Regions from separate parts of the Homo sapiens genome. Here region 2 is linked to region 1. A link is a loop called in an ENCODE intact Hi-C map of the cell type or tissue named here. Cell type or tissue: Calu3. All regions are shown on one strand.

Evidence for each region. Peaks named below come from ENCODE experiments on the same cell type or tissue, not always from the same donor. Only the 100,000 strongest peaks of a DNase experiment are listed, where the experiment ranks them.
Region 2: a loop joins it to region 1, with 13 times the contacts of the local background. A loop is called at or near these places in 4 of 110 quality-filtered maps.

The regions. Positions count from the first base shown.
Region 1 is chr7:46,345,531-46,349,530 of GRCh38, reverse strand. No RefSeq gene overlaps it. Among named protein-coding and RNA genes, the nearest start is that of IGFBP3, 430 kb to the right of the region's middle. In Calu3, no CTCF peak of the experiment used is centred here; no DNase peak of the experiment used is centred here.
Region 2 is chr7:45,982,417-45,986,416 of GRCh38, reverse strand. All of the region lies in intron 3 of LOC102723446 (a long non-coding RNA gene), which reads right to left. Among named protein-coding and RNA genes, the nearest start is that of IGFBP3, 63 kb to the right of the region's middle. In Calu3, no CTCF peak of the experiment used is centred here; DNase peaks (open chromatin) are centred at 376 and 1,566.

The sequences.
Region 1 (4,000 bases):
GGTGTTAACATGAGAAAGCTGCTGCCTTTCAAAGGAGGTGCCAAACCACATGTAAACTTTTCAAAGAAGAGAGCCAAAGATAATTATGTGACTTTTTCATCCCTTCACCCAAAAAAAGATTAAAATGGGGGTACAAAGTGCAGCCTTCCACATGTCTAGACACAGAGGAAAATGGAATAATAATTTCTTCCACATGACAGACATTGGTAATAATTAAGAAACTGGGGCCCGGCGGGGTGGCTCACGCCAGTAATCCCAGCACTTTGGGAGGCCGAGGTGGGCGGATCATGAGATCAGGAGATCGACACCATCCTGGCTAACAGGGTGAAACCCTATCTCTACTAAAAATACAAAAACAAAAAAATTAGCCAGGTGTGGTGGCGGGTGCCTGCAGTCCCAGCTACTCGGGAGGCTGAGGCAGGAGAATGGCGTGAACCTGGGAGGCGAAGCTTGCAGTGAGCCCAGAGCCCGCCGCTGCACTCCAGCCTGGGCAACAGAGCGAGACTCCGTCAAAAAAAAAGAAAAAAGAAATTGGAATTAAGATCTCATATTGATACTATTTCATAAATATAAGCTGAAGTAAAAAACTTCTACAAAAGAAAATGTTGGTACAAATATAGAGCAAGGAGCATTTCAACACTATGTGTGTATTTCTGCAAACTGAAGAGAAATTTGGAAATATTGAGTATATTAAAAAATGTATCTGTGATGCAATCCAACAATTCCATTTCTCTCCTCTAGGAAGAGAGTGTACCTACTCTAGGAAGAAACATGAGCATAAGGAGATGTGCGCAGGGAGAGTCACGGCAACTTTACAAGTCACGGTGGCGGCCAGACAGGTTCTCATGATGCTGCCACCAGAGAAGGCTCAAGCAGGTTGCTAGGTCTTCATCCCGGTGTAAGCAGTGAAAATGACTGCCTTAGAAATGCAGGTATCCATATGAAAAGATATTTAAATATAAGAAAAAAATATAAAAAGTAGAGGAAGAACCATACAATCAAAGAATATGTTGGCCTGGGAGTAGTGATAATAAGAGTAGAAAAAACAAAAGTCATAAAAGTATATATATAATGTTACTATTCTACAAATGTAAAAATATACAAAGATGGTAACATATTTTTACAGTTTCATATATATGCATGTGTGTATGTGTGTGCATATACCTCAACTTTACCACTGGTAAGGTGGACTGGAAACCCTGGGACCTGCAGCCACAGCTGGACTCCCTCAAACCCCTCAACACCATAATGTCTTATGTAAGATGTTACAAGACGTAATTCAAGGTCATGGTGACCTCTAGAAAGAAGAGAGGGGACTCAACCTTGGAAGGCTATGAAAGACAATGGTTTTGTAACGTTTTATTTTACTAGCAATTAGAGAAGCAATTATGTTTATTATGTCTTATATGTGCATATATCTGAAATATTTTATAATTTAAAGACAACTAATTGTCGGTCTGCAGCTGATATTAAATCCACAGTTTTGTTCCCTAGAGAAAAATTAGGAGCAGGCTCCTGTACATGCCTCTAGAGGTTTCCCTTGCACATACACAATGGGTAGCTCCAGCTATTTCACGCTCTACTTCTGTCTCTATCTTCCCTGTCTCTATCTCTTTCCATATCCTACTTTTATCCCTATGCCAATTTCCATCTTCTTCTCTATTCTTAATTCTGTACTCTTCTCTCTTGACCTCTGTGTCTTTCTCTCTCTTGATCTAGCTTTCTCTACCTTTTTATCTACTTTTAAAAAATCATACTGCAGATACTCATTCTATAGTCTGCTTTAAAAACATTTAGTCACATTCCCTCAATTTATTTCCATGTCAGCTCATGTCAACACATTTTATTGTTTCTTATATCCCCATGGATTTTCACAGATTTCACAGATCATTTATCTTCCACTATTACCAATTATCACCTGGTCATTAATTGTATTTTGTTATTACAGACAAAACTTCCTAAGTGTGCATACTTTTGCATGAAATTTGTAGGAAAAATTAAAAGAAGTAGAGTTGCTGACTCGGAATAGTTTCTACATTTTGATAAAAATTAGTACTAAATATTATAAAACTTCTTAAATATTACTAATATAAGAGGTAAAATACATCATCACTTTACTGAGGAATTTAAATAAGTATATCTTCACATAAAGTTTATTCTTTTATAAGATTCACCCATGAAACTGCTCTTATTCTTATATAGAAGACTATCTGAGTGTTTTTAGTTTTTCTCCATCATTAATCATTAAGATTTATAAGATGTGGAGTCATTTACATTTTATTTCTCTCTTCTTGGGTTATTTGAATGTTTATAGTTCCCTAAAGTCACATAGAGGTTTTCACATGTATTTGCACACAGTAATCTATACAATTATTTAACTTCCCCCCGAACCATTTCTACTTCTCTCTCTCATTTACAGTTTTGTGTACTTCTTTTTTCTTGAATTAACTACAATTGAACTCCTTTAATACTACTGTTATCATTCTCACCCACATCTGCTCTTCCTTTGATGCACAATGGTGTGTGTGTTCCTGAAGGAAACCCTCACCTGTCTCTGTGCCACCACACAGGACTACCAGAAGGAAATGCTTGGTTACCCTCTGTGCAGGATGCGCAAGCACGTGGCTTTACATCTAGTTTGGCAACTAATCCCCTGACTTCTTTATCTTCCCTCAAGTGAAGACATAAATATTTTGGAACATCAGCTAATAATGGAGAAAAGGTAAACGTCATCTTCATTTGAAATCTCTACAATTAGAGTAACCATGCCACATGGAAATTTGGTTCATTTCTCAAGACCTGAAAATTGCATCAGTCCTAAAAGTTGACTCTCCTATCTCCTTCATCATGGTTCACAGAGGAACATTCAAATCATGCCCCCCACTGACTGAATGAATGACCTCAGACATATTCCTTAATATTTCCAAGCCTTATTTTTCCAATTTCTGAAATATAGACAAAATTTAATGAACATTTGAGGAAGATCTAATAAGGTGTGTAAGGACAGAGTCCATAGACTGGCACATATTAAGTACTCAGAGTATGGGTTATTGTTAAATTTCTATTTTAATTAGTATTAGATGAGAAGACTGTGCAAAGCAGTGACCAAGCCTGGCACCTTCATGCTCAGAACTCTTGGTATCCAAGCAAGCTGATGGTTATGCTAATTAGCTTGATTTAAACCTTCCACATTGTATACTTCTATCAAAACATCACATTACATTTCATAAGTGTAAGTAGTTACGATTTGTTAATCAAAAATAATCTTTAAAAAAAGAACTCATGGTCGTACTTTATTGCCCATGAATAATCTAAACTCCCTGGTCTGTCACACAAAACAAAACCCGTTGCATTTCTAATATGTTTATTATATTCAGCCCAATCCCTTCCCATCTCCCTATCTATTGCCGGCAACAAATTGCCACAGGAATTAGCAGCCTAAAACAGCCTATATGTATTAGCTCATGATTTCGGTGGATCAGGAATCCAGGCACAGGTTACCTGGGTCTCTTGCGTAAGATGAACAACTCATCAGAATTTGCCCAGGATTTTCCCTGTCTTAGCACCAAAAAGACTTCATCCCAAAAAATTCATTTCCAGGCATGCTGGGATGGGTTTCTAGAAACTGCATCAGTTAGACAATAGAAAGCCCTGCATCCCAGCCACTTCCCTCAGTCCAGGGCCAACTGGATGGCTGGTCACCTAGCTGGAGGTCTCTCACCTAGCTGCATCAAGGCATCGGCTGAGCTGGAGTCATCAGAAGGCTCAACAGGAAAAGAATCCACTTCCATGTCCACATAGTTGGTGGTAGATTCATTTCCTTTCTGCTTGTTGGCCGGACATTGTCCTCAGTCATTTGTCTCCAACATGGCAGCTTGCTTCATCAAAGCAAGGAACTGAGAAGGCAATAGAATTTGTTAGCAACATGGAAGCATCATGTTTTATAAACTAATGACAAGGTGACATCCTATGGCTTTACCATATTATGTTGGCTGGAAGC
Region 2 (4,000 bases), 360 kb after region 1:
TCTTGAAATCTAAGCTGCTGGGGGCTCTCTTTCTGAGCAAATGTGTGTAGCTGCACCAGGGGACAGGGATGAGAACAGCAGAATCCCAATAAAGGGGCTGGGGGCAGGGGTCAGTGTCAGCCACTCACAGGCAACCCCAACGGCAGAGTCTCAGACAGGACTTGGCCTCACTAGGGCTTCATCTGGGGCTTTTGTGTTGAGCTCTGGGGCCTCTCCCCCAGGCCTCTGGTTCTGCAGAAGCAGCAGCCTGCCCTTCCTGTCGTGGCTCCAGTCACAGCCTCTGAGCTTCAGCTAGGGTCCTTTCTGCTCCAACATGGATGGGCACCAGCACAGCAGACACAGCCCTCAGATGGCTCAGGCAGCAGAACTTTGCAACTCTGGCCAATAAGCTTCTAGGGAAGCAATGTGACTCAGAGGCCATCAAGCAGCTCCACACTGCCTTCCTAAGACGATGTGGTAAGAGTGTTAGGTACTTATTTCCTGGTGAGAGCACGTATCTCTAATTAGTTTTAAGCCAATAGGATGTGCAAAGCCTACAACTTCAAACATCAATTCAGTTAACATTTATTATGTGTCTCCTATGGCCTGGGAACTTTCATATATATTTTTGCTAATAATCTCACTGATCTTCACAGAAACCTCATAAGTTAGCTATTAATGCTACATTCATATGGTACATAAGAAAACTAAGGTTTTCTCCCACCTGTTGAGGGAGAGACTTAGAGCAAGACCTAGGATCTTTCGGATCCCATGTCTGTGCTTTTCCCATAGGACATGGGGTGGCAGGTCCTGGAGGGGCAGAGTGTCCTCCTAGACACCTTTCTGGGGTCCTCTCAACAGGTGGAGAGATAAATATTGGTATTACCATTTTACGAATGAGGGAATTCAGGAGCACAGCGGGGTTTTAAGTACCACATGTGCAGGTAGCATTTTAATCTGTTTCTTCAATGTCCCAAGAAAAAAGGGCTCCTTTGGCCACCTGTATCCAACAATCTTGTCATCTGCTCTAAAGCTCCCAAGGAGACTGGTGCGCTTCTGGATGGATACTGAGCTTTCAGAGCTGAAAAGGACCTCAGCCAAGACCCCTGGTGTCCTGCCCCTGCTGGTGCTTTGTGTGGCTGAGGGAGACAGGGCAGTTTCCCCATTTTCAAAGGTGACATATTCTACCACTTTCATCACTTGAAACATTGGAGATTCCAGCCCATAGCTGGGCAGGGCAGAGCAAAGACACTACAGAGAAGACAGACCACTCCACAGTTTGAAGTTAGGATAGGCAAGCAGCATCTCAGAAAGAGGTGCCACAGAGCAAGTGAAGAGCCCCAAACACAGACTTGAATCTCAGGGAGAGGGCCGGGAGCAGGGAGGAGAGGAGATATCAAGAACAAGACAAAGCAGAGGCTGACAGGACTGATTCAGCAGGCAGAGAAACAAGGAGCCCTTCTCAGGCCAGGAGAGTTTACTGGGCCCATGAACGGCAAAAAGAGGAGGAGCTGCACGTGCCAGCTCCCCAGGTCCCTGTTCAAGACAGTGCAGAAACAACAGCAACAGGAATGAGGGATGGGACACCCTGCCACCCTGTGGCAAAGCAGCTCTATCACCTGTAGCTGTGCCCAAAGGGAGGTCTCGTCAGAAGCCAGGAGGCCATGAGAAACTTTCACCACAGCCTCCTCAATCCCAGGGAAGCAACTGAGAAATGGCAGCTTCTCATAAGCCTCCATGATCAATCCCATGGTCTAAGAGGACCACAAGACACTCTGCAAAGATTTGGATTTAGCCACAGTGACAGTCTTGCCACATGGCCTGGTGGATATATGCAAGATTTCCAGGGTTCCATGGAGGAGCCAGTCCCCTCCAGTTGGAAACTGGTTGGGGGCAGTTGTGGAGGCACGGAATGGAGGCAGGTAGACAGTAGACAGCAGTCAACAGCAAGACTGAAAGGTGAGAAGCCTCGGTCAGAGCCAAAGGACAATGAGAATGAAATCTCTAACCTTAAATCTCTGGGGATTTTAAGCAAAACAATCACCTAATCAAGTTTGCGCTAGGTTTGACTGTTATTTTTCCTGAAAGCAGAAAGATCCCTAATGAAAATTAACATTTAAACCATTGCTTAAAATGGAGAGCAGTTTCATGTTGGATAATATTAAATAACAACAAATTTCATATTTGGCTCTGTCTGAAGTCCTGACTAAATTCCATTACTCAAGAAGCTAATAAAAATATTTTTTAAGATTTTCTTACCAAGTTATGATTTTTCTCAGACTCCCTTGGACTTCCTAAGTTCCTGGTAGTTTCATGCATTTGTCTTTTACGAGATATCGACTTTTCAGCAAGTATTTTGAAAAAGAGGGGGTTTCTCGCAGAGGAAAAGGTTCAGAAGCTATTAGCATGGATTTTAGAAAAAGAAGCTGAAAATTCTGGCAGGAGAGAGAAGGTCAACTTCGTTCAATATTTATTTAGTATTGCAAAGTCAGTTCAGACTTTGGAAATGAGAGTTTTGGAAAGGACTCTATTCTTAGAGCCTCCCTTGGGACTTCTGCTCCCACAGCCAAAAGCTCAGGACCCCCAAGGGCACTAGGAGCCAGGCGTGGTCAGGGGATGGTGGCCAAAGTGCTGCATCACTCAACCAATCCCATGAGGGCAGCTGTGGATCAGCCCGGCTGGGGGCTCCCATCCCCATAGAAAACTGGCCAGGGCCCCACAGTGAAGGGGATCAGGTCGGGGCCAGGGTTGCTTCTAACCAAGTTGCCCCAGTTAATGTGGCAGAGCATAGGACAAACACAGCTGAAATTAAGAAGCAAGCTCTATCATCAGGCCCTTTTTCAGACAAGGAAACTGAGACTCAAAGCAGCAAATTGTCCACTTACAGCCCCACAGGCTGTGGGTGGCCTGGATTTCTCCTGAGGATGTGCCACGCAGAGTTTCCATGAGTGGCTGCCAGGTCCCTGAGCATCTCCCCCAGGCACAGCACAGGCTTGGCCTGCGCCTCACAGCTGAACTCCCTCCCTACATTGGACCCCCAGGGCCAGGCTAGAAAGCCTTGGATTTGTGGGACAGACACACACTCCACAGCCAGTATTTTTGTAAATAGAAGTAGCATCAACCCATTTCTGGCAGATGGTACCTGGACAGCTGGAGTCCTGTTTGGTTTCCTTTGCAGAAATCTACTGATTTCTGATGGTGGACAGCCAAGGAAATCCAAATTCCCATAATTTAGACAGAAGAGCCTGAAGTTGGCAGGCATCAGATAAGACTGAATCTCCGTGTTCCCATCTAAGGGTAAAATTAAACTTATCTTTGTTAATCAGCCAAGAGCCACTAACACCCGCTACAAAAGCGCCTGCGGGGATAAGCGCAGATGCAGGAACGGCAGCCCCTGGACCTGGGTAGAGGCTGCAGCAGAGGGCTCTGGGGACAGTGCCTTCCTCTCAGCTGCCTGCCAGGCCGGCAGGCACTAATTATTTTCAATAAAATAAATGTCATAAAATCTTTAACGTTGTTGGAAAATAGTTAGCAAGGAGATAATGGGTTTTTTTTTTTCTGCAACTGCTAATGACCCAGCATGAGAACATTTCACCCAGAATAACTTGTTTTCTTTATATTTCTTCTTAGTTTCATGAAGTCAAGATTCATAATGTCAGAAAGAAACATTTTAAAGGTGTTATATGCATAGACTGAGAAGAAACAAAGCTCAACTCCTGAGTTTTATGGTTGACACTCAGATCATTTTTGCGTATCTGCTTCTCAAATCCGTCAGCGGCCATCAGGTATTTGTGTCCCGGCTTCTCACCAGGATCACCTGCAGAGCTTGCCAGCGACCATGGCTAGGCCCCAGGCCAGGAGCTCCCACATTGTTCAGGGGATTCTAAAGTGCACCCCAAACCCCAGCAGCCCACTCTGGCTCCCCCATCCTTCCTGGGCACATTCCCTTCCAAGCACACAGGCCTCATTTCTATACTTAAACCTGCTGAATTCATTCCTGCCTCAGGGCTTCTGCACACCC